2 separate regions of the Mus musculus genome follow, and region 1 is linked to region 2. The links are chromatin loops, found by intact Hi-C in ENCODE. Cell type or tissue: left cerebral cortex. All regions are shown on one strand. Each heading gives the region's core, and the rest is flanking DNA. Links, peaks and the distances in the headings are about the cores only.

Evidence for each region. A loop is a pair of places that touch in the nucleus more often than their neighbours do. Peaks named below come from ENCODE experiments on the same cell type or tissue, not always from the same donor. Only the 100,000 strongest peaks of a DNase experiment are listed, where the experiment ranks them.
Region 1: it touches region 2 in a loop (10-fold over the local background); 5 of 42 quality-filtered maps call a loop at or near these places.

What each region holds. Positions count from the first base shown.
Region 1 is chr4:34,360,033-34,375,249 of GRCm38, reverse strand. Gm46882 (a long non-coding RNA gene) reads left to right here and starts at 3,421. Exons shown (of 2, transcript XR_001784527.1): 1 at 3,421-3,920; 2 at 5,699-9,356. In left cerebral cortex, for the core only: no CTCF peak of the experiment used is centred there; no DNase peak of the experiment used is centred there.
Region 2 is chr4:33,919,745-33,934,961 of GRCm38, reverse strand. It overlaps Cnr1 (cannabinoid receptor 1 (brain)), which reads right to left and starts at 10,318. Exons shown (of 2, transcript NM_007726.5): 1 at 9,804-10,318. In left cerebral cortex, for the core only: no CTCF peak of the experiment used is centred there; DNase peaks (open chromatin) are centred at 4,704 and 5,877; H3K4me3 peaks cover 472 bases.

The DNA.
Region 1 (15,217 bases), core at 4,896-7,395, 440 kb before region 2:
TGCAAAAAGAAGCCATGAACTTGAAGAAGAGTGGGAAGGAGGTATATGGGAGGTTTTGGAGGGAGAAAAGAGAAGGGAGGAATGTGATTATATTATAATCTAAAAATAAAAATTAAAAGAGATCTGATTATGCTGAAACTCACCTGTATGGGAATAGCCATAAACATTTTAAAATAGCTATGTGATACTTTTACACTCTCAGAAAACAAGCAGCTCCCCTAATCCTGCTCACAGCAAGATCCCTCCTGACTGCATAGTATACTCTCTCCTTAATCCTGGATACATAATCTGAAGTAGAACATATACCACATGCATTCTGTTTCTGAAATTGGCATATATTTAAAAGTTTTATTTTGAGCTACATCTAGGAAGAAAAATACTCTTAACAGTTTCCTTTCTTATTTTAATAATTTTCAATTTTAATCCTTTCTTTCCTACGATTTAAAAATAATTCTGTTTTATATGCATTGGCGTAAGGGTGTCGGACCCCCTGGAATGCCATAACAGACAGCTGTGAGCTGCTATGTGGGTCCAGGGGATCGAACTTAGGTCTTCTGGAAGAACACCCAGTGCTCTTAACCACCGGTTCGTCTCTCCAGCACCTCTTTCCTAGTTTTAAATATTTTCTTTTCTTAGTTTTTGATCCTTTTATTTTTTGATTCTTAAAAACATCCCCCTCCTTTCAGGCACTGTTCTCCCTATTTCCCTTCGTCTTTCCCTATGTCTTCCTAAATTCCATCCTACGTGTCAAATCTATCTCTTTCTCGCTATTCTTTTCCTCCACCTCAACTTGCTGTAACTTCACCATCTAATCTATGGTGGAGATGAGTTGTTTGTGAGCCTGAGAAAAGCTCCGTTTGTTACACACAGGAATACCTTTTGCTGGACACCCTGACTATGGAAGTGTTCGTAGAAGATGGTTCTAGATCAAAGCCTCCAAAACGATCAGCAAGCTCAGCAAGGGCCGGCTTCTCAGTTATTTATTCTTTTCTGCATTTTCTGGTTGCTCTGAGAAGGAATTTCTTTTTTTTTTTCCATTTTTTATTAGGTATTTAGCTCATTTACATTTCCAATGCTAAACCAAAAGTCCCCCATACCCACCCCCCCACTCCCCGACCCACCCACTCCCCCTTTTTGGCCCTGGTGTTCCCCTGTACTGGGGCATATAAAGTTTGCGTGTCCAATAGGCCTCTCTTTCCAGTGATGGCCGTCTAGGCCATCTTTTGATACATATGCAGCTAGAGTCAAGAGCTCTGGGGTACTGGTTAGTTCATAATGTTGTTCCACCTATAGGGTTGCAGATCCCTTTAGCTCCTTAGCTGACTGTGAGCATCCACTTCTGTGTTTGCTAGGCCCCGGCATAGTCTCACAAGAGACAGCTACATCTGGGTCCTTTCGATAAAATCTTGCTAGTGTATGCAATGGTGTCAGCGTTTGGAAGCTGATCATGGGATGGATCTCTGGATATGGCAATCACTAGATGGTCCATCCTTTTGTCACACTTCCAAACTTTGTCTCTGTAACTCCTTCCATGGGTGTTTTGTTTCCTATTCTAAGAAGGGGCCATTCCTAGCCAAATGGAGAAAGAATTTCTAAAGGCCTGTTCGAAACTGACACAAACACAAGGGGGCTTCTGTCCCTATCACTGCACCTAATGGGTTCTTCAAGGTCACCTGTAACCTGGGTTTTGCCAGATTTGATGGTCACAGTTGCATCTGCCTCTCACTTGATGTTCTTAGCTGTTTCTTTGGTGGCCTTCTACTTTTCCTTTTGCTCCTGATCGAGTCTGCTCAGTCTCCCTGGCTGGTACTGATACCTTCTTTATTTAATATGCATGTGCCCAATATCAGCTCCTGGCCTATTCATTTCTCCACCCAAATTCTCTCCTTGGATTGACCAATCGTACCCTGAGCTCTTCTAAACGTGAATCACACATCTGGACTTGCCTCTAAACTCCACATTTCTGACAGAAAGAGGCCTGGTCGTGCAGAAATCCCCTCTTGAGAGATTACTTGACATTTCATTTGGAATGGACTCCTAAACTGAACCACACCCAATTGGATCAGAACCCCGTTTCTCCTCAGCTTTCATCCTCCCAACAGGCCTTTCTCCCAGCATCTAATTCTACTAAGTGGTCCTCAGTGGTCCTCTTCCCCACTGCTCAGCCAAAGCCCACCCCCAGCTTGGCTGCAGCATCACTTAGCTCCATTTAACATAAGGCAGAAGTCTGTCCACTTTCTGCAACTTAGCTGCCTTGCTCTTGTCTAACCTCCTGACTTCTCTAGGCTGCAGGTCTACAACCATTTCCAAAAGTGTTCTCTGTTAGCCTCTTGCCCTTGTAGTGGCACTTTCTCTACACATAGTAGCTGGGATAATTTTCATAAATATAAGTCATTCTCTTTGCTAACAACCCCTTACAGTGCCCTTACCCCAGTGAGAACCCCATGACCAATCCTTACATTTTCTAGTACTTTGCTTTCTCTGTGTTTGGACCTCTTGAAGAAGTTAGACATTTTTATGTCTCCTGGTTCTCCTTGCCTAGGTAAAATAAGAGCAAATAATTAAGTCAGGTGTGCTGTCACACAACTTTAATTCTAGCACTTGTGATGGATCTTCAAGAGTTTAAGGCCAGCCTGATCTACTGTATAGGTGAAATCTTCCTGTGCATCCCCCTTACTTTCAATAAGTCTCAAAGCTTACGATCTCGGGGATGATGCTCAGTTGCCCATGGTCTGATAGGCACTACAGAAGAAAGCTATGGGAAGTAGTGTGGATTTGGATAGGAAGAGGCAGAACTGTGGGAGAATAAATAGAAAAGCAAATCACAAAGGGAGGTGGGTGGTTTCACAGCGAGGCATAAAGAACAGTCTTTTTCTTATTTTGTAATTCATATTGTAAAATATTATAAACGGAGCTGTTATAGAAAGAAGAGTAATGAAATGATATTAATTAGCATCATATTAATTATGCTAAATAATCTTTCTGAAAAGATCTAAAAATGGTTTAAAAGGAGCTAATGATGTTATATTAATGGGCAATGTGTCTATAATAAACATTAATTATATGGTATTAAACCAGTCCATAGAGCTTTTGAAAAGTACAACACGCTAATAAAACAGCAGAAACTTAATTGCTACCCTTAAACTTTAGAACTGGAATGACTTAATGATAAGAAGTACTTCAGTAAGGAAAAACATTCACAAAACACTTGGTATGACATAGTGTTTCAGTGTAGGAAAAATACATCTAAAAGTCAATAAAACCAAAAGAATTATTCAGACCTTGTAGCCCAGATAGCACTGTCAAATCCCCTCTTATTTTTCACGTAGCTCATTGTGTGGATTCCAGAGTCTTTTCTAAGTCAGCCACTAGAGAGCAAACTTCTTCCTTTTATCAGGCTGCAGCCTTGCTATTATTATTTTTTTTTTCTTTTAAAAAAACCTCAACCATATACATAGGCAGCTTTCTCAGGACCGCATTATCTGGCTATAAAATCTGATGATATGGCTTCTAGGTGCCTGGGGCTGTGGTGTGGGGAGCGGAAGAGGGGATTTTTAAGGCCATTTGTATTAAAAAAAATGTAAGAAAGAACAAGTAAGATGTGGTTATGTCAAGCCACTTTCCTGGGGTGAAAACGAAGCCTGCTGCTAATGGAGCCCAGAGTCTTATATTTCATCCCATGTATAAAATAAGACAGGCACTGTTGGCTCTGACAGGCATCTTGGGCCTTTTTTTTCTAGTCGAGGTCTCCAGAGAGCTCAAAGAAATGATGCTGTTTCCAGATGAAGTGCGGATGGATTACACTCTGTTACCTCTGCGGCTTTCAGCTCCAGAGGCTCTAGCTAGGAGAGAGAAAGCTGCTACTTTAAGAACATTTGCATCACTGGGCTAACCCTTCGTTGTGGGTGTTTCTTCCACAGGTGAGTATGGTATCCATAACATTACAGTGCAAGCTGCTAAAGATACCTGAGAACAGAAGAGCCCATGGAGGTCTTCATTACCAGGCTCCAGAGTCCATCCCAGCCTGCTTTTTGCCTGAATTGAGAGATAACCAAACAGGTCATATCTTTCCTTTTCTGGTGGCTGTTAAATAGTTGGCTGGAGCGATTCTTTGCTGAACAAAATTATTGTAATCAGATTTTTATCACTGTCGTGATTTTCTTCTAGGGCATTGGAGCGTTACTATCCTAGAATTAACATTACAAAAAGTATCTATGGCAGATTCCAAAACCTTCAAGGGAACACGTCTCTGAAATCCAGTGGCTGTTCTGGTTAGGCTGATACTGTATGTTGAAAGGCATGGGTAAACCTGTCTCTGTGTAAACCATTTGTCTTAGTAAATTCTCTGAGTTTACAAGGCTTAGCCTAACATTTCACACTCCAGGGCATTCATGTGAGAGCTCTCCTGTGGGCCTTGTCTCCTACATCATCATCCATGAGCATAGATGCATGCCCACAGGCCCCAGTACAGTGGTAATACCACTACCTCCCACTACGTGAAGCCTTCTCAAAGGCACGTCGATCCATGAATACTCACTGGGTGAGGTCTTGTGTTTACGGGGAGAAGCTGAAATCCTTACCCACTACAGAAGCACACTGTGCACCTTCTCTAAAGTGCTGTTGGGAGCAGGCAAAAGGACGACTGTTAGCATTCTTAGAGTTTTTGTGTCAAGGGTGACACCTGCATGGGTGGTGGATTCTTCTACTGAGAAATGGACACTTAACCAGGGCTTAGGTGACAAACCTACCCTGGAGCCAAACTGCCACATGTCTAGATGGGCAACTTTGAGCAATTTATTCAACTTCTCAGTACTACCGAATTATAAGATGCAGGGAAATATCACCTTCCTATGTTTCCTTTAGGAAGTTAGACTTGACTGCATGTCCACAGGTATGTAGGGGGTCAGCTAAGTTCTTTACTGCTACACCAAGGTATAACTTTAATTTTTTTTCAAGCCTTATTTTTAATGATAGTTCTTAAATGCTTTAACCTCCCTTCTAGGCCCTCACCCACCAAAGGTAGTAGGAAAGAAAGGATATGGGGGAAGTGGACCTGTTTAGAAATGTTTTTTTGGAGCAACTTCTGTTTGTGTTGTCTGGAAATCGACAATTCAGTTCACAGGTTAGCAGTGGCAGCTTGATCCACTTGCAAATACTTCACGGATACACCAGCAGTCCAGTTCAGTAGAGTCAGGAAAGCAAACAGGAATCAGCAAAGGTGGCACTACCTAGCAGAGACAGCCAGGCCTCAGCCTCCGCACAAGTCAGCAGGAGGGATCAGGAGAGACACCAGGAGCAGCTGTGCCTCTTCCAACGCAGTGAAAATCAGTGAAGACTTGAGACCCACATGCGTAGTACAGCTAGCTCTATAAGCAAGCCTAGATTAGCCTGTCACTGTCCTTTGAGTCCTATTTATACCCTCCCAACATCAAGTGACCTCCACGGGTCTTGCCTCAGCACATGCATCTAAGTTGACATCACTCTGTCCATTAGCTGAAGTCTGAGGAAGCGGCAAGGAACTGCAGCACACCACCAGAATTTTTTTTGGTGTCCTGACAAATGCAGCTCAATTATGCAATGTAAGGCAGACCAACACATGCGTGTTGTTAGCAAAGAATCCTTCATCACATGCCCTTTCATGTGTTTGTTTTAACCTTTGTCTGCTTCAGCTAAACGTTCCTTCATGTGTTTGCTCCAGCAAAACACCATCCAACCAACTTTCCAATGAGCCCTGAAGTTTTCATTTCACCAAGGAGTCTCCAAGGAAGAACCTGGAACTAAACCTGAGGGAGCCTCTGTGGAATAAGAGAGTTACAGAAAATAGCTTTTCCATGGTATGTTATTGCTTGGCCCAGTTTCTTGCGTGCGCCGGACTGGCCAGCAGTAATGACGCTGCAACAGGATCCTTCTGCACACGTTTATTGGGAGAGCTTGATTGCAGAGGCGAAGAGATCCTGAGCCCAGAACTGGTGCTGCTTATATAGGCCTAGGAGAGGCGTGTCTCACACCCGGATTGGTTATGCACTAAGCCTCATTTGCATGTTCCTCATCTGATTGGCTACTCTCTCTCTCTCTGTACCTCACAGAGCCTCATTATCATACCTCATTTGCGTGTCTCACATCTGATTGGTTATACTCTCAAAGCCTCATTATCATGCCCGGGCCAGGCAGTGTCTTTGCAAAAAACTTTACTGCATATGTACACATTGGTTGTTTGTCCAAACTTATGCGTGATGGCCAGCAGTAGTCAGTGCCACTCTGCAATGGCACATGTGGCTTCCCACACCAGTTTCCTGCAGAGGAGGAGGGAGAAGGGAGAGAGAATTTTAGTAAAGAAGACCTGAGAGAATTATGTTTACCTTCTATCACTAAGATTCTAAAACCATGGCAGAATTGCTTCCATTGCCTCTGTACCTTGGGATTGGGGTAGAGAGACTTGAAGGATTAACAGCTCCAGAGCCTACAGTCCAGCACTCCCATCCCCATGTCTCTAAGGCTTCTGCCGGGGTCTGGGAGAGGCCAAAGGGGAAGAGTTACCTAACAGAAACAAAAGCTTCACTTAGGTCAGATGTAATTGTTCCTCGGTACATTCCAGAGAAGCCACTCCTTATGAGGTTAATGGGGGTGGGGGTGGGGGTGGGCATTTTCATCCAAATCACCATATTCCACTCCCTGGCTCTCATAGGCTTGTAGCCATATCATAATGAAAGCTACATTTAGTCCAACTTCAAAAGTCCCCATAGTCGATCACAGTAGCAGCATTGTTTAAAACTTCAAAGTTCAACCTCTCTTCTGAATCTCATGCAAACTTTTAACTCTAATTCCCTGTGAAAACAAAATGAAAAAGAAGATCACATACCTTCAACATATAATGGCACAGGGTATATACATTCCTGTTCCAAAAGCATGGAAAGGGAGCAACATGAAGAAATACTGGACCAAAGCAAGACTGAAAACCAAACCAAACCAAAGCAAACTCCAGACTGCATCCTCATTTCTGATGTCCAAATACTCTTCATATCTCTAACTCCTTTCTGTTTGTGATGGTTTCCTTCATATCCTAAGCGAGGCTGTTCTGGGACTTGCTCTGTAGACTAGTCTGGCCTCGAAAGGCATGAACCAGCACCACACCTGGCCCTTAGCTTTTCTTTAATTTCCTTTTCACAAGTTAGAAGCCTAGTTGGCTGGGATCTTGCTCTGAGATCACCATGTCTGTTACTCCACCTAGCACCAGGCTTTTCTTCCATCTCATCACACATCCTGGTGCCCCTTTTCTCCTCCAACAGTCTACTTTGTATTTACCTTTGCTCAGCTTGCTCCTTTTCATTATGGATCTGCACAAGACTGGCGACTAATAGCCACAAAACATAGTTTATAATAGGTTATTTGAAAATGTCCTCTGATAAAGCTGATAGTCTATAGCTCTTCAATTTAACCTAAGGAAGGCTTTTTTTTTTTTTTTTTTAAAGACAAGGAGAGAAAACAGCAACATTCTTCACCAAGATACCACAAGAATGATCTCTAGGCTACATATTAATATTCTCTTCCAAGCCTCTTGAGCCAGGCATCCACAATTCAAATCACTCTCAGCACCACTGTCTTCCATGCTTATACTAGTATGACCCACTAAACTCCATTTAAAGGATTCAACTGCTTTTCTAACCCAAAGTCCCAATGTGTTCCACACTTCTCATCATATTTTGTAAACATCCTCTCTTACCTCCTGATTGGATTAATAAAAAATCTGGAGGAGAGACTAGGTGGGACTTCCAGTAGAGATAGGAACTCAGGAAAGAGTCAGGTATGGGAGAATTTGCTATCAAGCCAGATACAGAGGAAGAAACAGCCTGAGAGTGAAGGTGAGGTAACTAACAAGCCATGTGGCAGAACTTAGATTAGTATAAATGGGCTAATTAAGTTATATGAGTGAGTCAGGAACAAGAGTAAGCTAGTCCCAAAGCTATATTAATAAATGTAAGTCTTTGTGTCTTTACTCAGAGCTGGGGCAGGCATATAGAGTATATACAGCTCTACACCATGACCGCAGCAACTCTTATAAAGGAAAACATTTAATCGGAGCTAGCTTACAGTTCAGAGGCTTAGTTCTGTTATTGTCATGGTGGAAAACATGGCAGCATGCAGGTAGACATGGTGCTGGAGAGGTAGCTGAGAGTTCTACATCTGGATCAACAGACAGCAGGAAGAAATGGAGACAGTGGGCCTGGCTTGAGCATCTGAGACCTCAAAGCCTATCCCCAATGACACATTTCCTTCAACAAAGCCACATCTACTCCAAGAAGGCCACACCTTCTAATAGTGCCACTCTCTAAAGCCTTATGGGAACCATCCATGCAACCCCCCACACTTCTGTATGCTCAGGAGTATTGAGTGGGTGGGTGCTGTGCAGCGGGAAACTCAGACTGACAGAGTGAGAGCCAGATTTAACAGCTTATTATTTCTTCTTTTACCTGTTTAACCATCTTGCTGGTACCATAATTATATTTTAATTTTTAGTTAGATACCTGATTGTTAGTTTCTTTGTCATTATTGTTTAATTTTGACTTCAGTCTTACAGTGTGGCAACATTTGTCTGTCTTCTGGGTATGTTTTAGGTTTTGGATGTTAATGTTGGTTATTTTCACTCGATTCACTTTTTTTGACATATCATAAGTCTTCTCCATTTGAAAAGCTTTATAAAATGGCTTTTTAATGTAAGTTTCACATGGTCAAACCTGTTATATAATTTGTCATTTCTATTTTATTCTGTAAAATTCTTTCTGAGCTCTCTAACCTCCATTCTGCTCCTAGGACAAGTATCTCTAGATTTTTATTGTCAGTTTTGTTTTGGGCACATTACAATGCTGTCAGCTTTCAATATCCATTGACTCTGCACCTACAGATATAACCAAGTTAAAAAAATTAAATTGTGTCTATCAAGGTCAAACTCCTTTCTTATCATTATTCCCTAGACAATGTATCATAGCAATTATTTTATGATGTTTGTATTAAATGAAGTTTAATATATAATCCACTGATTATGTAGGAGGTCTTGTGTATTGATTATGTAGGAGGTCTTGTGTATTGATTATGTAGGAGGTCTTGTGTATTGATTATGTAGGAGGTCTTGTGTATTGATTATGTAGGAGGTCTTGTGTATTGCCTATATGCATATTGAGCAGGGTTTTACTTAAAGGATTTGAATGTCTTTGCAAAGGAATCATACAAAGTTTCCTACAAACACAGAAATGATTGTACCTCTAATATTTGTATCATTTGCTTATGTTTCTTTACTGTAAATAAAATAGAATGTCCTTTATGAAACATAAAAATATTAAAAGGCTAACATACTACCAAAAGGACAGCATTTTTTTCCTTTCTGTGCCCTCACTTTTACCCTTCATTCGCCAAGATCATGACATTTTTCCAGGTTAGCTCATGCTGGTTGGGTTGTCCCTGACTTTCCTTTACTGTTCACCCTGGAATTTCTTTTGTGCATTTTTTTTTTTACAGTGGGCCTTGTTTTCCAGGTTTTGTGTTCTCTTTTTTGTATCTGTACTAGCATCTTTTAGTAGCTTTTTAAGAAAAGGTGCAAGGGAGACAAATTCCTAAATGCTGCCTGCCCAAATGTATTTACTATCAAGGGAGTGGTGACTAGAGGCAGCAATTATATACAGTGTATTTCAAAGAGCTAGAAGAAAAGACTTAGAAATTTTTACCACAAGAAATGAAAAATGGTTGAAAAGATAAGTATGTTTAAATGTTATTTAATGGGTGCACATATTGAACATTATATGAGATTCTGTTTATACACAACATGTTTTACATGTGTCTATCATAAAAGGGTTTTACTTATTTGATTGTACATTTTAACTTTCAATTTTATTTATTCTATATCCCAATTACAGTTTCTCCTCCCTCCTCTCCTCTCAGTTCCTCCCCTCACATCCCCTCTTCCCCCAAGAAGAAATGTTTTTATCTTTAAAATAATGAGATAATAAGTCACGATCTGAGAGGAAATATTTACAAAGTATGTATCTGATAAAATAATCTATTCAAGATAGAAACTTCAAGAAAGCAAACAACTCAATTTAAAAATAGGCAAATGGTCAGAACATAAGACAGCTAATGAAAGAAGACATACAGACACCATTGTGTAACGTAGTTAAGTACAAAACGTAAACATGATATGTCACAAGGAATAACAAGTCACTGCATATATGTGATATTGTAAAGTCCAAATCACAGATGCCACCAAATGCCAGCAAGGAAATGGAGCAACAGGAGTGTTCATCCATTGCTGGTGGAATGTCAAACACAGTCACTTTAGGGGGTGAGTGTTTCATTTCTTATAAAATTAAACATAGTCTTAGTGCATAGCTCTTACCCAAATGTTTGTTCAAAGCTGAAGTTGTACAAAACCTTCATATAAATATTTACAGCAGCTTGAGTTATAATTGCCCGAACTTGGAAGCAATTGTCTTCTAATAGGTGAGTGGAGTAAAGAATCCATGGAACCCCCACACAATGGAATGTATTAGTGAAATAAAGAGGTGAAAAATGAGAACACATGTGCATATCCCAAGTGAACAAAGTTAGTTTGGAAAAACTGCATTGTTCTCACTATACAATACATTGAGAAAGATAAAATTGTACAGACAGTGAAATGTTTGACGATCATGAGGAGTTTGTGGAGGAGAAATGGAGAAGAAATGGATATTCAAACAGTGAAACTATTTCATAAAGTATTATGATATAGGTATCTATATATCATCTATGTCTATGTATATAACTATAACTAATTTGCCAGATGATATGTACATATCATTATAGATTTGACCAAACCCACAGATGAGCACATCTTTTTTTTTTTTTTTTTTTTTTTTTTTTATTATTTATTATATGTAAGTACACTGTAGCTGTCTTCAGACCCTCCAGAAGAGGGAGTCAGATCTCGTTACGGATGGTTGTGAGCCACCATGTGGTTGCTGGGATTTGAACTCTGGACCTTCGGAAGAGCAGTCGGGTGCTCTTACCCACTGAGCCATCTCACCAGCCCCAGATGAGCACATCTTTTAGTGTGTCTAATATTGATGACAAAATTCTTCATTCATAAATGGATTATAATGAATATGTAACATTAACATAAGATAGTAATAAGTTATAGTAGGGATTGAGATAGTAAGGAACACAGGAATGAGAGTGTGGTCGTTTAAACCTGCTTGACCCAAGGAGTGGCACTATTAGGAGGTGTGACCTTGTTGGAGTAGGTGTGGCCTTGTTGGAGGAAGTATGTCACTGTGAGGGTGGGCTTTGAGATCCTCCCCTTAGCCACCTGAAAACAGTCTGCTCCTAGCTTCTTTTGGATGAAGATGTAGAACCTCACCTCCTCCAGCACCATGCCTGCCTGGATGCTGCCATGTTTCCTGCTTTCATGATAATGGACTGTAAGGACTCTGAACCTGTAAGCCAGCCCCAATTAAATGTTGTCATTTACAAGCATTGCCTGGTCATGGTGTCTGTTCACAGCAGTAAAACCCTAAGACAGAGCGCTATGGCGCTCTTAATTTTTGTCCAGTTTTTTTGTTTGGTGAGTGTACTGGCTAGTTTTGTGTCAACTTGACACAGCTTGAGTTATCACAGAGAAAGAAGTTTCAGTTGGGGAAATGCTTCCATGAGATCCAGCTGTAAGGCATTTTCTCAATTAGTGATCGAGGGGAGGGGGGAGGGCCCCTTGTGGGTGGTGCCATCTCTGGGCTGGTAGTCTTGGGGTCTATAAGAGAGCAGGCCGAGCAACCCAGGGGAGGCAAGCCAATAAAGAACATCTCTCCATGGCCTCTGCATCAGCTCCTGCTCCCTGATCTGCTTGAGTTCCACTCCTGACTTCCTTCAGTGATGAACAGCAATGTGGAAATGTAAGCTGAATAAACCCTTTCCTCCCCAACTTGCTTCTTGGTCATGATGTTTTGTCCGGGAATAGAAACCCTGACTAAGACAGAGAGTGACATGGAGGAAGATCTAGAAGGAATTCTCAAATAACACTGTATTTTCATAAAAAGGAAGTCTTTTAACTTCTCTACTGCTTATCTGAAGCTATATGTTGGTGAGTGCTTTCTTCAAATCAGAGCCTTAACTTTGTTGCTTGTTTTCCAATTCTTCAGTTGGGTTTCTCTCAGTTTCTGCAACATTTTCTCCTGCTTTTGATGTTGTCTCAGTTTCCTATGTGCCTCGCACCTGTACTAGGTGTTTTTTTGTTTTTTTTCCTTATGTTGGAAGCTTTCCTCCAATTTCTGGCAAAACTTATCTGTGTTTCTGTAGCTAAGAACTGAAACTGAACAGCTCATTGGAAGCTTTGTGTACATATGTGGGGCTGGCTGATGTGAACAGTTGCGCCTAGAGCTTGTTAGAGCTCCTCATGTACATGGGGTTCAGAGAAGGATGCTCCCCTCCCCTGGTGAACAACACTTTGGCGTTGGTAGTGGAAATACTCCAGAGAGGGAGGGGTATCTATTTCATCATGCAGAGTAAGAGTGAGAACTTGGTTTAGGAATTCCTTACCTGTTCTTTAAACATATTTTCAATGAATCTCCATCTTCAGCACAGCCTAGTACCCAAGGCATCTTGGTTATTCACCTTCTGAGCTTCTTTTAAAGTTCTGTGGACAAGCCAGCGCTTAACTGATATCAGTTGCTATTACTGTTACATTTGTCTGTTGCCATACACAGCACCATTGTTTTTGTTTGATAATCTGTTTTGATTTTTTTCTGCTAACATTTGTTCTACCCCTGTCTGCTTTCAATCTCCGTGTAATAAGAGTGATAACAGTTGTTGAAGTAAGTAGAAAACTCTGCATCCCACTCCTAAGATATCCATGTTGTATTTCTGGAATATGTGACTGTACTATATTTGGAAAAAGAAGTTTTTACAGGCATGATTAAATCAGGGATTTTGAGTTAAAGATTATCCTGATTATTTGGGTGACTCTAAATGCCAGCACAAGTATCCTTATATAAGAGAGACATAGAAGAGAAGGCAAGGGAATCATGGAGGCAGATATTAGAGTGATGTACTCTCAAATCAAGGGACTGCTGAAGCTACAAGGTGCTGGGAGAATGGGTTCCGCCCTTGAATCTTCAAGAGGCCTGCCAACACCTTACCTGTGCACTGCTGGGCTCCAGAGCTGTGAAAGAATATGTTCCTGTTGCAAGTTACCTACTTCATAGGAATCTCTTAGAAAGTATAATGGAATCAATGCAAATATCTTCTAGTTTTATAAAAGGCAGGACTTAAGTTTTAGATTTTTATTCTCTTGATTAGCATAAGCAAGGGGGACTTACTATCCTTGTTGAGCCCGGAAGCGATTCAACATGATTTAATATTTCTACATTGTTTAGAACATTGGTGTTGTCTAGTTAGTTCCCGTGCTGGTGAGCCACAGTGGACACTCTAGGGATGCAGACCTTTAAAATGTTTACTGTGGACTGGGGCTCAATCAGCAAAGTGCCTGCTGCATAAGCCTTCGTTCAGGCTCCATGCACCCATGGACAAGCTGGGTGCAGAGTTGTATCCTTGTAATACCAGTGCTGGGAGAGCAGAGCCTGAAGGATCCTTGAGGTTTGCTGGACAACCCAATGCCACTCATCTGATGAGTCTCAAGTTCAGCGAGAGACCCTGCGTGCTGGCTAGTTTTATGTCGAGCTAGAGTTATCTGAAAGGAGGGAACTTCAATTGAGACGATGCCTCCATAAGATCTGGCTGTAGTGCATTTTCTTAATTAGTGATTGACAGGGAAGGGTCCAACCCATTGTGAGTACTGCCATCTTTGAGCTGCTGATCCTAGGTTGTAGAGGAAAGTAGGTTGAGCAAGCCGTGATGAGGAAGTCTGTAAGCCTCCTACTGCTACCTCTGCAGTACCTCCTGCCTCTAGATCCCTGTCCTGTTTGAGCTCCTGCCATGACTTCCGTCAGCAATGGACTGTTACCTGGAAATGTAAGCTGAAATAAACCCTTTCTTCTCCAAGTTGATTTGATTACAGTGTTTCATCACAGCAATAGCAACCCTAACTAGGAAACTCTGTCTCTAAAAACATGCCGAGCACGAACAGGAAAGATCTCACTATTGATCTCTGGCTTCCGAATGCATTGGCACATTCATGCATGCACACATCCACATATTTTAATAGTTATTTGAACTTATTACTCAGTGGTTCATGGATTTGTATCCTTTGATTTTTTTTTCTTCAACACAATTTCTACAATATAAATGAAAAACTAGCAAACGAAATGGCCTTAATTTTGTTTTTTTGTATGTGTCACGAAAACACTTGCATGAAAGGATTTTTGTTTTTTAAGTTTACTTACTGGGCTGGGGAAATGGGATCAGAAGATAAAAATGCTTGCTGCACAGGCCTGATAATCTGGGTTCAATCTTCAAAATGGATGTAAAGGTGGAAAAAGAGAATTAACTTCACTGAGTTGTTCCCAGAACAGATATAATGCTGCATGCACACACACACACACAGACATACAAATAAATACAGTAAAAGCTTATTTATTTTCTTTCAAGAACTGTGTGAGAATACTGCTTTCATTCCAGCCTTTCCCACAATGAAAGTTTTATTATCCTTCCTAACATTACCTTATATTATGATGTATATAAGATCATGCATACAAAGGGCCTCTGACTTTAATTTGCTTGCAGTGTGGACATGTCTCACTTGCTCATTATATAAAAGCATAGTTTTCTATTTGTAGCTTGCTTATATCCTTTACTTATTTTTGATCAAGATTTTAATATTCTTTTTGTTAGAAAGGTATGGTTTATACATTTAAAAATGTACATTAAAGTAAAATATAAGTATACCACTTCCCTGGCTTTCTTTCCTCTAACTCTTCCTATTTCCCCTCCCCTTCACTCCCCCTCAAATTGTTGGCCTCTTTTTCTTTTCTTTCTTTATTATTATCATGTATAAATACATAAGTGTAACCCAATGAATCTGTTACTGCTGTGTGTATATGATTTTAGGGCTAATGATGGAGGAGGGCCCAGCCCATTATAAGTGGGGCCATCCCTGGGCTGGTGGTTCTGGGTTCTATAAGAAAGCAGGCTGAGCAATCAATCCATGGTGAGCAAGCCAGTAAGCAGCTCCCCTCCATGGCCTCTGTATCAGCTCCTGCTTCCAGGTTCCTGCCCTGCTTGAGTTCCTGTCTTGACTTCCTTC
Region 2 (15,217 bases), core at 4,342-6,841:
AGATGAAGTGGTGTTTTCACTTTGAATAATCCATGAGCATATAAATTAAGTCTAAAGAAAAGCCAAATATGTTCTTTGGCTTCAAATCTTAGATTCGGATGAATAAATGCATATTAAAGAAAATCTGAATTTCCCTAAATTCTTGCCTAAGAATAATCTGAATGACACATTATTTTTCTTTAGTATTTATGTGGCACAAATAGTATTATAATCCCCATTCTGCATGCAGACAATTCAGGTTCAGAAGGCAAAAGCTTTGCCTAAAATGTTCAAGAGCAAATGTTCTGGGGAAGGAAATATGGAACTTCAATCCATAGCCCTTACTCTGTAGTCCACAAAATGCATTAGCCTGCCTGCCTGCCTGCCTGCCTGCCTGCCTGCCTGCCTGCCTTCCTTCCTTCCTTCCTTCCTTCCTTCCTTCCTTCCTTCCTTCCTTTCTTCCTTCTCTCTCTCTCTCTCTCTCTCTCTCTCTCTCTCTCTCTCTCTCTCTCTCTCTCTCTTTCATAGAAGAGTTGATCTGGGCAAGTGACATCAGTTATAAGCAGTACCTGATAAAGATTACTCAGTGAATGATTAAAATCTGAAGGGACAGAAGATTCAAGGACAGCGACAGCAGACAGGTTGCCTGAGCCCCCTGCAAAGCATCCTTGCCCCGTGTTCTTCAGAGACAAGCGTAACAAACAACTACATGGTATAGTTTCTGGTTCTGGAGCAGCGCCTTGGTTGAAATACAATGAAATAAATACAACCTAAGTCACCACCATTTTTAATTAGGTATGAGTGGATGTTTTTGTGCCTCATTAGTCAATTTACAGGGATGTTGATTGTAATGACACTTCTACAGCACAGCTGGGATAAGAAGCGGCCACCTTCATGTCTGACACCTTTCTCATCCCCTCTCACTTCAGAACAAGACATGGTGGCTGTGAGTGGAGAAAAAGCTCGTAGCAGCCACTCCCTATGGGCAGAGATGCAGTGGAGTTCTCTTAAACACAGAGGAAACCCCTAAGGCCAATCCCCAGGCTTGAAGCTGAATCAACATAGACAAATTACGTAAACTTGATGCTCCAGCAAGATGGATGCCTATTAGACTTTTAGCATGTGTCAGTATCAGCTGTGTGACTGCAGAATGTGGCCGATGGATGCTACATGCCTTCACAAGGCTCAGTCACTACACTTCAGGCATGTACTCTGTGCCTTGCACAGACATTACACACAAAGTCAAGAACATTTCCCATGACATATTACTCTGAAACGTTTCACACTTGTGTAATAGCTATGGGTTGAGTAAAGAAATCAAAGAATACAATACTCTATCCTAGGTCACACATCATAACACCTATCCATATATCTACCCCTTGCCACAGTTAAAATAATGGAGGGAGAATTCTAAAGAGTATGAGCTGTGCCTTGAGAATTCCTCCCAGAAGAAACTGTGGGCAATGCTGAGCCATCTCTTGCAGCAGTCTTTCCCTACAAGACTCAAGACCTGGCTGGCTCAGGACCTGGTACACAGCAAGCTAGTGAATGGATGCATGTATTGGCAACAGTGCAAATCTAACTTAACAGAGTGGCTTTCAGGGGTAAATAGTTGCCCTCATTTTAAATCCAATTGGCCACTAGAAGATTTAACATAGTCTTGGTCTCATACAAATGTCCCCCCTGAAAAGATGTAACATGTCAACATAAAATGTACCACTAATGATCTATCAAGTGACTCTTCTCACAGAATCAGATTTAAGTTGTATACTACAGTACGTGGAAATCATAGGCAAAGATTGGATGCCTACTTTTTTCTCTGATTCTTGTTTCCTCTGAATTAAGATGAACTCTAACAATTAACCTGTGAAAGACATCCCTATAATATATCCAGCCTTGAATGGATCCTAATACTGCTTCTGATATACCTTTAAGACATATAGAAGTGTTCTTACATTAGACTTCTTTTCCTTTCCCAAGTGAATGCTAAGCGCTGATCTTTCCCAAATGGCCTGTCAAGAGAAGTTATGTGAAAACCCAGCCACTAGATAGAGTGGCTTTTATCAGCCCATGGGAATCAATTTGTTATTCTATTCACTGGACACAGCTCTTGCTTTGGTTGAGCAACTTCTCCTGCTACAATCTTTCATAAATTTACACCAGAACTAATTAAACTATAAGAAAGAAAATATGTGATAGAGGTTAAAATTGGTTATTACTACTGCCTACAAAAATTAAATTTCTAATTACTTTTCTAAGGTAGAGGCATTGAGGAAATTCAATATATTAATAAAAATTAATCGTGAATATTTGGAATTTTGCCTCAAGAAAGTAATTAGGAATTAGTAAAGAAAAATTCTACTGAAAACAAATATGTTTGTGCCAAGAGATAAACGTAAAATGGGAGGCTCAGAGCTCAGCTTCAATTCTAACAACAAACTCATTTCTCTTTTATGAAATATTTACCTAACTTGCAAACATGAAATTATCAACACAGACCATAACTAACTCTGAGGTGAAAATTAATGGAAACTAATTTTTTTTATTATTGGGATTAATATGAAATATTTCACAAGAGAAGCAAATATTAGTTCCAATAATCATATCCACTGAGAACAAGGAGAATTTCTAAATAATTCAATTCCCTTCCTACTATTTTCTCATTGGAATAATTTTAAATGAATTATGTTGTCATTTAAGTCCACGATTTCCTTTAAAAAATATTTTTTTTAAAACTATACATTTAAGTCCTAGTTACTTTAGTTGAAATGGCCAGAACATTTTCAGTGCATACTAGCAACACAGGAGATGAGCCAGAGTGAGCTCACAGGATGCAGACAATTACCTACACATGAATGTAGAAGTACTGGGCCTCAGTCACAATGCAAAAAACCACACGAAGATGTGATTTACAAGCATGCAAGTTGGAAGAAAGTTCAGAACCTCTATGCTGTTGTGCACATTCAAGGTCAAATTCATTCTGGGATTTGTGCGGCACAATTACAACATTCTGAACTGATCCGGAACGGATAGCGTTCAGAAAGAATGACATGAAGATAAAGGACTAGGTTGGTAAGACAGGTGCAAGGGAGCAGGATCCTCGGCCCCTGTACGCCTTGAGAACAGTCTGAGCGTCACCACACGCTTAGCACACGGGCCAGTGGCATCCTCCAAGTCAGCAGCAGGGCAGCCTCTGAGAACTAATGAGTGCAAATTCGGTTTGGATCGATAGAGTTAGAAATGCTAGCGTCGGCCACATCTGTGCTGCTAACAAGACCTCTAGGAAATACTTCTGAAATTTAAGAACCACTGCTTAAAGTTACGAAACCCATGAAAGAAGACCCAAATGCTGCAAGGGGGAGCTGGGCTTTAAGAAGACTGGAGTCTGTGTGAGAGGGCAGACTGTTGGTGAGTTCAGGTGTTGAGTGCACGAAACAGGGTGTGAGGACTTGCACAAGGTAAGAGAGCTCCCTACAGCAAAGGGCGGCGGCCCGGGTACCCCTGTCCAGCTGGAACACAGGAGTAGCTGTCTAGCCAGCAATGAGAGCAGGGTTGGGGAACCCCTCAATGTTTTGACTACAGTTCAGGGTTCCTCTAGACTTTCTCTGCAAACTTCCTGTTACATATCTTACCCGGTAAAGTAACTTCAAGATGCAATACACACTGACCCAGTAGACAAACCTAAATTAGGAAACTCTTAGCATTTTCTCCTAATTCTATTTACAAACCTCATGATTGGCTTGACAGGACTGCTACACATTTCTTAGACAACGTTGAGAAGAACATTTTAACTGCTGAGGATAGAAGAATTTTTAGAAAGTCAAAGAAATGAACACCTCAGCTCATTTTCTTACATGGGAAATATTTGTGTCTGTTCTTTACTCCCTAACCATAAAGAGATGCATCACAGGAAATGAACATGGAGACTTTGCAGAGGCAGAGACTCACTGTAGACTTTTGCTACTAGCATCTAATAGCAGTATAACCTACGACTGGTATCTTTCTTAAGTACCTAGGCGCTATAAGCCTGTAGGAATATAATCCAAAAATATTCAAATGTATAAACTCTGAGCAACCATTTCCCGATTATTACAATGAAGATGAACCCCAGGTTACTTTATCATTATTCCCTCGTAGCTTTATGAGAAGTTAAATGTTACTTCTAAATGTAGTTGAACATTCTCAAAGCCAAATTCCCACTGAGGCAGGACTACAGCATTCTTAGAAAATACTTTTTTTTTCCATCTCAGTTATGTGTTAAACTACCCTAGCTTTCCCTTTCATGTGTACTCACTTGCTCATTATTTGTGCAAGGGGTGAAAAAAATATACAAACTCTGGCTACTGACACATTGAAAGGAGTAGATATTTTAACCAACCAAAATAGTCACACAGCATTCAACGGAGTGTCTCTTACAAGAATAGATAGATTTGATTTTTAAAGAATGCTGTATGAAAAGCAAATATGAATGGTAAAGGCAGAATATTGATTTACTCGCTATGGGAGTCAGTACTGTAAAATTACTAAATACAAATGTCCAAAAAGGCAGAGACTTAGGACACAATTTTTAAAGATTTTTAAGGGTACTAGGATTTCTCAGCAGTGTGACCGCAGCACTCGTTCCAACTCCACTATCACACTGACTACAATTCTCTTGTTTAAAAGTATGGCTCCAAAGAATGGCTAAAGAAGTGGTAAAGGGTGGAGAGAGGCCTTCCCATTGAAGCACAAACTTTGAAAAACTAAACATCCCAGTTACGTTGTATTTTAATTATATCTAAATACCCATATACAGTTTGTGAGAGCATTTGTCAGTATATTAAACCACCACAACAGATTGCCTGGCACAGTTCTGAGAGATGCCTCTGCTTTTCTTTAAAAAGCAATAGCATGGAATTTGCTAGTAGGGAAAAAATAGCTATTACATTATCAAGTATAGGAAATTATACTGCACCTTCTCTCCAAAGTTTAAAAAAAAAGATAATTTTAAATGCTACTTAGAGTTAATAAGGAGTAGTAAGGGGTCAAGTCAAAAGGATCAAATCTGCTCAGCTTTCATAACTAGAGGTAAGTAAGCATGCAACCAAGAGCAGGAAGGCAACATTAAATAATAAGATATCCAACTGTTGAGGGGAAAACTCTCCTTTGAGTTAGAAGAGGGGAGATTAAACTCAGTCCATTCTCCCCTCCAAAAATTGCAAAATCTCGTTTATGAAACGTATTCAAAAGTACAAAATACAATGGCAGTGATGCAGGTAATGCAACAAGATACAAACAGATGCTTGTCTGAAATCCCAGGGTTCTCATAGGAAGAGTTCCAACACGTTTATTCTAAACTAAATGACAACAAGACAAAGAAAGCAAGACTTCAAAAGGTCTCTTAAAGTGTAGGTGTAAAAAAAAAAAAAAAAGTCTCTCCAGTTGAGGCCAGAGCAGAACTCAGGTCACTACCAGGACAAGTGTCAGGCCCAATTCCTCCCATTTGGGGAAAAAACAGTTCTTCCTTAAAAAGAAGAAAAAAACAAAAAAACAGGAAAACAACAACAACAACAACTTTAAAAACTCAACTACTGTAGTCCTCAAGAATTTCATTATCACTTTCCAATTAAAGTCTGTCCCAACGTTGTTCAATACTCATCTATGAGGATAACTCCTCAAACTTAGGGAAAGAGCCAGTCTGACACCAAGAACGTTTGTACATGCAACTAGATGTCCTAAGAAAATTCTGTCTCGGAATGTGCTCTAGGGTGCCAGGATACCCTGTTGGGGGGAGAAACATGACCCAGGAAAGCTTTTAGTAGGTATTTTCTGCTCCAAATTACAGGCAATTATGCTGATTTCATTCAAGGAATGGCTCTGATGTGTTATTATCCATCTATCATGAGCACACCTATTATCCACGTGTCAGGCGCAAGGAAAACATTCATGTAACATTAAGCCACTGAATCATGGTGCGAGGTGGTGGCCAGCGCTAGAGTTAATCCTCCCCGTTCACTCACCCGCATTTCTTATTGTTTGAGCATCCTTGTAATAACATGATACCATTTGAAACAGGAAGCGAATGGGCGCTATTTTAACATGCACTTTGTGATTTTCTGCCAATTGGTATAGTTCTAATATCCAAAAAAATTTGAATTATCAAGACTGGCAAAGAGCTGTCTTAAACTCATCAGAAGCATTGGTGTTTATGATATAATTATAATCAAGTGTGGTGATGATCCTCCTCAGCCTAGAGTCAGACCTTAGGGCCCCTAGAGAAGTGCACAAGATTATTAGGGCACAGAAGACCAGAGCAGATCTGCACCTATCTTGGAAACAAAGCAGCCTTGTTTTAATTCAACATGAATACTTCCTTTTGCTTCGTGTCTTCTGTGTCCATCTGTGTAGTTGGTTTGAACTTGGACATTTTCCCAAAGTTGCAGTATTCATTTAAAAATCAGAATGGTATTTTCACATATTTAAAAAGTCACTGTACCTAAATTTTTACTTGACCTACAACAATGAGAAAGTTTGTTCTTGCATAGGTTAAAAAAAAAGTGTTTCTACACATTCTGTTTTGTAACTTATGTGGTATAGAGTTTGAGAGCATTGATATTCTGGGTGACATTTATCACTTCTTTTAATCCAAGAAATATTTTAGAATCTGAAGTGAACTTTATAAGACAAACCTAATCTAATCTCAGAACATACAGCCAAGCAAATTAAATAGTTATTAAAGAATTAGCAGTTCAGTGGGGAAGTGTTGAAGTCCCAACCCACACAAGACAGAACCTGTACATTTATAACATACAGTTAACATTTTTATAAGAACAGGATTGGGAAAGAACTGGAGATCTGGAGAAGAAGATACAAAATTCCAGAGTTCAAATACATAAATGAAGTTTTTATTTCCTTGTGTCCTTTTCATTATTTACCAGCCAGTAAGAGAAAAATAAGCACAACTCTGAAAATACAGGTATGCAGTCTGTGACTCAGCCCTGGTGGTTTTTCAAAAACTCTGCAGTCTTGGTTTACAGTAAAAAAGCAGAATTATAAATAATTTAAATCCAGAGGCTGGTTTCACTCTACCGGACCAGTCAAAAATGATGACTACCAAAATAGGACAGACAAGTCTTCAACTGGGAAGACCTAACATCCTTTAAAGGTGCTGGGAACCCAAGCTCTGAACTGTGCCCATTATGCAACAAACTAATGTACTTACCCCCAAGAATAACAGGCAGCATCCTAGAGGAGAGACTTCATCTCACTAACCAAATTCGAGAAGCTATGACCAAATTGTCCTTTACTAATTACGTGTTATTAGGTATAACTAAATTCAATTTGCTATTTTTTCCTTGTAAATTCCCAAATAGCTAGTTATGGAAAATTATTTATCAGGCCAACTGTTTTCTGGGAAGAAGCATTTGGTAAGTGCCATGAACTCTAAACTGCCAGTATAAGCTCTATTTCATAATACTTTCCTCTTATGTAGTAAATCCAACTCTAATTTCAAAGACCAATACACAAGACAAACCAAGGAACCTGTCTAAATATTCTTGTGGTTAATGCTAATTCTAAGTCAAAGCACAGGAGAATGTCATAGATTGTTTTGGAGAGTTTCACAGGCTTTGCTTTCGTAATTAATAAGCTGACAGAGCATACTAAACACTTATCAACACAATCAATGAGGCTGCTTCCTTCTTGAGAAAACAGATAAAACGATTCATGGAGTTTTCCTTCAGAATTGTCTGTAATACATAATATGTCACAAATATCATGGTTCTTTTGGAAAATTTCATTCCGAGCAGTTTCATCTGGATAACATTTAACAATTTCACTATTTTAACATTTTGAAATGCCAAAAAGAACACACTGATCCTGCAGTGAGGCTTATTAGAGAGGAGCAGTCTCACAGGCAAGCCAGAAAGGAACACAGTCCGCTGGGAGATGGGTAACAGGGGGGAAAAGCAGGGAACACTGGAGAGCAAACAAAGCCAAGCCCCGCTCCACCACGAGGTCTGATTTTCCCCAGAATTAAAACTTTACATATACAATTCATCACCTATGGCTTAATTAATTAAGTTACAACCTCCATTTCTATACGCAGCCACCGATGCCATTAAATGTAGGGGCAAAAATATCAGATGTGTCTTCTTAACAATGAGCACGCAAGCATAGTCATTTTGGAAGGTCACAAGTGAGCATTCCCACCATGTGGTATTACTGCACCCCCATGTAGGATCAGGGGCACAATGAAAGCTGCCCCAGTAGACACTTATACATACATACATACATACATACATACATACCTCAGCCATGGCTGTTCCTTGCTTGAAACGGGAGACATCTTTTGAAGCAATAAAAGAGCCTGCTCACAATAAGTTCTCCTAACGACCTAAAATGATTAGTTTTTTTTTTTAACCATATCAACATGAAGCCTCTTTTGCAGCTAGAGCAACTGCTAGTGTACCTAAAAACAACAGCCTGCAGTATGTGCTGCTTAGCATTCTAGAGGTGCATGCATTCTGTTCCTGTGTGGATTTAATCAGAAATATATATATATATATTTCTCTCAGTTAAGAAAGTATTCATGGCCTTTCCTTTGGATAAAATTGCTTGTAACTGAGTTAGAGAAGGTGGGGCGTGGAGGGAGGGGAGGCAGAGAAAAATCGATCAGCAGATCTATCTCCCTTTCAAATTGTCAAAAGCTGGGATTAGAAGACCAGCACTTTAAATCAGTCAGTCCTATGGGAACCTTGGAGGTCGGCTACTCCTAGTTTCTCAATTTTCTGCCAAACAGACTGATGTCAGGAGTGACCCCACAGATAATCAGTACCCGCGGAGTCTCCTCTGAGCATGTGCATCTCCCCATTGTTCAAAGGAATTAAGTTGGCAATAAAAACGAGAAGTTATGGGACCCAGAGAGGTATCTTTCAACATCCTTAAAACCAGTAAATCTGCTCTAATCTCTTATTAGATTAAATGTCCAAGGAGATTTAATATGCCAAGAAATAAACAAAGGCAGGAAGAGCTAGTAGCTCCTATTTGGAAGAAAAATTTAAAAGATAGGAAATAGGTTTTTTCATAGATAGGTTATTAAATTTTTTTCTCACCTCTTTGAAACCTTTGAGAGATAAACCATGTACTACAATTAAAAACACGCATGTTGCTTTAAACTTTGAAATGACCAAACAACAGTTTCTCACATCTATCATAGCAAACATTTGCATTCAGGAAATGCTCCATTTGTGACTTGTAAGCCTTAACCAAGAAACATCCTTTTAAAATAAAGCATCAACTTCATTCGTCTGGTGCCAGCTCTTAGTTTCATGTTCCTATAACAGTCAATCACAGGTATCAATACTATATATATTAGTTTTTCCTTAAACAGAGATGGCTGCTGTAGCTATCGCTCTGTATCAGAAGTTCCTTATTTAACATAGATTTCTTTACATGACATTTAGTATTTAATTGAGTCGTTTTCTACATGTGGTGCAGAGACTCTGGAAGACTTAGTTTCTGATAAGGCTAAAAGACGTCAAGCATCAACTCAAGTGCCTGTTTTCCAAACATGCACAATTACACATTTTCTACAAACAGACATCAGTGTATGCAGAGCTAGGTGCATATCCAGTAAATTGTAAATGGTAGAAGCCTCCAGAAGTAGCTTAGACCACAGGTAACAAGCTGGGACTATACAGCTAAGTAAACACCATATTAGCACGATTTGCTCTCCTGGAACACGGAGCAAGAACTCCGCGTAGGACACCAGGGGACCACTGGCCAGTACCGAGGGGGCGGGAGGCGGAAAAGCTATTCCCAAACGCCACTGTGCCAGGTCTTACCCTTCGCATCCCCCGGTCCACGGGCCAGAAGCTCCCTCGGCACCTGTCGCCCAGCCAAGGGGCTGGCTCTCTGCTACAAGGAAATTTGCCCCCAGACTCTATGAGAGCTCTGCAGACAGCCCAGGCTCCCGCCTGAGCCAGGGGGAGGCTCTGGCGCCAGGGGAGCCAGAAGGAGGCGGAGGCGGAAAAGAAGTGGAGAAGGTAGAGGCAGCGAGCGAGCAGGGGAGGCGGCGCGGGGCGCGGTGGGGCGGGGTGGAGCGGGGCGTGCCCGCGGCGATCGGTCAGTAAGTCAGTCGGTCTGCGCGCCCGCGTCCCCGGCCTCTAGCACCCGTGCGCCACGGCCCCTGGGACTGGCTCCCCTGGGCTCGGACAGGCCCGCTTCGTTCTCCGGCTCTCCCCGGCGTCCCACTGACCGCGCTGGCCGGCCTGGGGCCGCCCGCTTGGGCCACCCCGAGCGCCCGTCGCCGCGCCCTGCTTGAGGTCCCTGCCTCTCCCTCAGCTCGCGCGCTGTCTCTGGCTCGCTCTCGCTCCAGTCCCATTTATGAAGCGTGGTCCCATCACGTGTTAATGAGCCTTTGTCCTGCCCTGGCAGCGGCGGCAGCAGAGACTCCGCCAAGGGATCTGCGCGGGGAGGGACCGGCGCGCGGCGCCCGCGGCTCCAAACTTTGCTGCGCGGTACCCGCCGCGGCGCTGGCCCGGGGGCTAGGAGGGACGGCCCTGGCGCTCGGCGCCCACTGTGTCATCCTCACTCTTTGCCACCAACGACCCCGCGGCCTCACCCTGCTCTGCTCCCTGGCGCCCTCCCACCCTGGCGTGGCCAAAGGGGACGCGTGCCTCACTGCCCGCGACCTCGGGGCCGTTAATCACCAGCGCTGCTCATTGCCAGGACCTCACTGGAGGTCACGCGCCGGGCGGTCGGGATCCGGAAACAGGGCGGCAGGAAGGCCGGCCAAGTGAGGTCTCCGCCCGACCCTCCCCTCTGCGCCGCCTCCAGTCCTCAGCTACCTGGCCGCGGCCACCAGCCCTCCGCCCTCGGGGCGGACGGCGTCGCCTGGGCGCCTCCCGCGCTGGCCCGCGCGACCACCCGGGCGCGCCCAGCCTCCAGCCGTGGCCGCACGAGCTCGGCTCTGTGGGCGCCCGGCGCCCCCTCCCCAGCCCTGGCGCTCCCCGCACCTCCTGCTCGCGGGGAGATGCATCCGCGGCGGGCGGGGGCTCTTGTTGGGCGGGAGCCTGGGGACCGGCGGTGCGCCCGGCCGCCGCCGCAGGAATTAGGGGACATGCTCGTTAATTGGTTCCACTCCGCCGTCTGCCTCTTGTGTGCACGGATCAAACCTTAATTGGTCTTTACATTTATCACGGCGAATTGCAACCCTATACACGAGCGTCAGCCCGCAGCTTCAGCCGAGGGGGCCATTCTCCGCCCGGGCCCCGGGGACCAGGCGGTTGTGGCTACAGCTGAATTGCGTTTTAGACCTCGTTCTCCCTGGAGAGTTGGGTCCAGTCGAGTCGTAAGGTTTCCACCTGACAGAGCCACATCAAGTCAGGTCCAGGGGCCCAGCTGTAGGCACAACGTTAGGTTCCTAGGCCCTCAAGGTAGCAGCTTGGCATTCGTTTTAAGCCTTGCTCAGAGTCGAGGACGTCTAGCCCAAACAGCTTCCTACAAGGCCTCTTTTTACCAATTCTCCCTGACGTCCTACCCCCCACCCAGAGCCAAACGCTCAGTGTATCTGGCCCCTATTTTGAATCTGGTGACAAGGATCCCAGAGGGTGAGCCTAAAGGAAGAAGCAACATAGAGGGTAGAGGAAGCTGCAGAATTCGGGGAGGAGAGACTGCTCTGAGAAGGAAAGCCTGAAAGCTTCCTACCTACAGGTCGAGCTGAAGAAAGGCTTCCAGCAGAGCGCTAGCTGTCGGAATATCTCTGAGACTGTTTTCCACTAGAGAGAGTAGTTTCCATTTCCATGTGAGGAGATGGCCTTTTGAGACAGAGTCCACAGCTGAAGCAATCAAGTTGTAGGTAAATATAAACAAAGATCTGACAGACCAATCGTAGAGGGAGAAATGCTTAGGAGAGATGATTGGGTGGATGTGGGATACCATTTGAGCCTTAAACCTGCTGCCTAGGCACAGGCTCTGCTTTGCCTCCTTCCACACATCTCCAGCATAAAGGCAGCTCTTTCTAAAGATTTACAGGAGAAAGAGGCTTCGTCGTCGTCTGCCCCTTTCTTTCAGAGGTCGAAGTTGCTATTTTAGCCTCACCTCAGATTCCTAGCAGAAGCAAACATTTGGGGGGGGGGGGCAGACATTGCTTTTCTTGGGACCTCCCAGACTCTAGAGAAGTCTCAGCACTACCTGCTAGCCAGGAAGCTGGCAGTTCTTGCTCTGCGTGGTCAGGTCAGGGAGCCGGGCAAGCTTTCGTGTGGGTGTTGGTGCTATTTAGCCACCCAGGTGGCTCAGCACTGTTGTTCAGCGTCATTCAGGTGTTAAACACAGACAGACCCTGGTAGTATGTAAAGGACCTTCTTCCTCATATTGATCCACCGTCTTGGTGGCCCATATCATATCTGGAGGAAGAAGTCATTTAGTCATTTGCAACCTGTGGGAGGTACTCTACATAAGTCTTTTATCAACACCAGCTTTTACTTCTTCTAAGATGGAACTCAGTTTCCTTATAAAGATGTTGATGCTTATTCGTGTCTCAAAATCATCCCAAATCTCTGATCGATGGTGTACTTTTTCACTGAATCCTATGAAACACTAACACCATATCTATCTATCTATCTATCTATCTATCTATCATCTATCTATCTTAAATGCTGGGAGTCTGTTGGTTGACTGGCTGAAGTGGTATGTGGATTGAAACTATCAGTATTAATCTAACCAGAGAGAGATTACAGAAGCTATTACTATTTAGCTAGTTATCCTTCTGTTAACTTGAATGGGAGGCCTAGAGTCTGACATCTGGAAAATTGTACCAGCAGTATTCAGAGTTCAAAGATAACCCTCAATAATGGAATCAAACTTTGACTTGTGACCTGGTGTTTTATTAACACAAAGGGGTACTCTGTTAAAACAGAGAGAATTATGCTGTTTGGAAAGTGCCCTTCCTGGGGGTATGCATACATGTTTTTCAAGTTCTGTCTGCCCCAAGCTCATCAGCCAGGCAATGAGCTGCTGTATGTTTCCTTCTGAGTTGGGGAGCTAAAAGAGAGGCAGGCAGCTAACCGTGGAAAAGCCAGGTATTCTCTGATGCCTTGGACTTCAGTTTGCAAAGATCACTTTTATATGGGAGGAAATGATCTACAGCCCACATGCCGCTGGGTGTATCTTGTGCTCCCGGAGGAGACATCAGGGATGGCAAAGGCAGAGCTGTCAGTATCCCTAATAGGAATACTATACTAAGGATACATGGAAACATGACACAAAATGTAAATGACTCTTGATCTCTACAAACCAAGGGTGAATTTCGAATCCACGTCCTTCTGAGGAAAGACCTGTCAACTCTTTAGCAGGCGTCACTAGTTCCTTCAGACTCTCTGGTTTTTCAGATCTTTATTCTTTTAAAATTATAACAGGGCTGTGATGAGCCAATTTGCTGCTGTTCTGTGTAATTTGGGTTATTCATTCAGTGGGATGTAGAAGATGAGAACACAGTTAAAGTGGCATATTTAAACTTCAAAGAAAGATCTCAATTTGCAACAGTCAATGTGCTCCTAGTTACACTAGACACAGAACATTAAAGAAGCAATGGCTCGCTCTGAGACAGCCGTTGGGTCCCAAAGAGGTTGCACATTGAGGTTGCTCCTTTAACTTGCCGTGGTTCATCAGACCCAACCCCCACTTTCAGGGTGATGGACAGTGGTTCCTTTATTCAGGAACTGGCAAAGCAAAAAAAAAAAAAAAAAAAAAAAAAAAAAAAAAAAAACGTCACTCTTTTTTAGAGTTTGGGGCCCAAGTTTGGGCCCCATGTCAATTTAGCATGTGCAGGGATGATCATTCCACAGGGCTAGAATGCTGGGTAATTAAAGATATTTAGGGACTGATCTGGCTACACGATTTCATTCTAATTCAGAGAGTAGCTTTAGAATTCCACCAGCTGTTGCTGTCTCTCCTAAGAAGTGTTAAGGCATTTTGTATTGCAGTGGCTCTGCCTTGCTTGGTGGCCTGCAAGCCCTGCAGCCCAGGTTCTGGCAGCTGCAGTGTGAGGTCTGAAATGGCTGCTTGTGATATGTTCCACCAGCGATGTAGCAGCCTAAAGAACCACCCACATCGCTTCTGTGTGCATCTCAGAACCACGAGCTGCTGCTGAAGAAACTGGAGGCTCTCTGTCATGCCACCATCAGAAAGTAAACGTCCTGAGACTGCCTTCAAGTGGAGAAGCTGGTTGTCAGGATGAGTCAGGAAGAAAAGGAAGGAGTGGAGAAGGAAGGATGAGGACCCCCTTGATCTCAGGATACTCTGTTAGATGCAGAGACTATCATCTTTCCATACAACTAAATGTGTGCTAGTTAGGGATTTCCTTTCCTTTCCTTTCCTTTCCTTTCCTTTCCTTTCCTTTCCTTTCCTTTCCTTTCCTTTCCTTTCCTTTCCTTTCCTTTCCTTTCCTTTTTCCTCTCCTCTCCTCTCCTCTCCTCTCCTCTCCTCTCCTCTCCTCTCCTCTCCTCTCCTCTCCTCTCCTCTCCTCTCCTCTCCTCTCCCTCTCCCTCTCCTCCCTCTCCCTCTCCTCCCTCTCCCTCTCCCTCTCCCTCTCCCTCTCCTCTCTCCCCTCCCCTCCCCTCCCTTTCTTTTCTTTTCTTTTCTTTTCTTTTCACCTTCTCACCTTCTTTCATTAACACGCCAGATGAGCAGTTGCAAGGAAAGCCAAGAAACGACAGGATGGCATTTTCTTCTGCTCATGTGTTCTGTCGTGGTTTTGTAGCCAAGCAGAGGAGCAGTGATGAGGAGATGGAGTACCCATACCTTCAGACCACATGAGAGTCATGCTCTAACAGAATAAACAAGCAGAGGGAGAAAATACAGCAGCAAGGAGCCAGGTAAATACAGCCTTTGCTCCCCTTGATGAAGCGCAGGCAAACCTGTCGCCGATGCGCTATAATTAAAAGGGCTAAAAACATATATCTAAATATTTATGTTCTAAAAACTTGGGATAAGCAGCAATATAATACTATAAAAACAGCAAACAATAGCCAGGAGTGAAGACAGACACTTTTTAGTCATGCACAGCCCTCCTTGAATAGGCTTAGTTACTTTTCTATTGCTGTGATAAGACACCATGAACCAAGGCAACTTTGTCTTTCCAAGAAGAAAGAGCTTATTTGGGGCTTACAGTTTCCAAAGCATGGTGATTATGGCAGGAAACCTGGCACCGGGTAGCCAGGCTGGGCACTGAGCAGTGGCTGAGAGCTCACCACCTGAA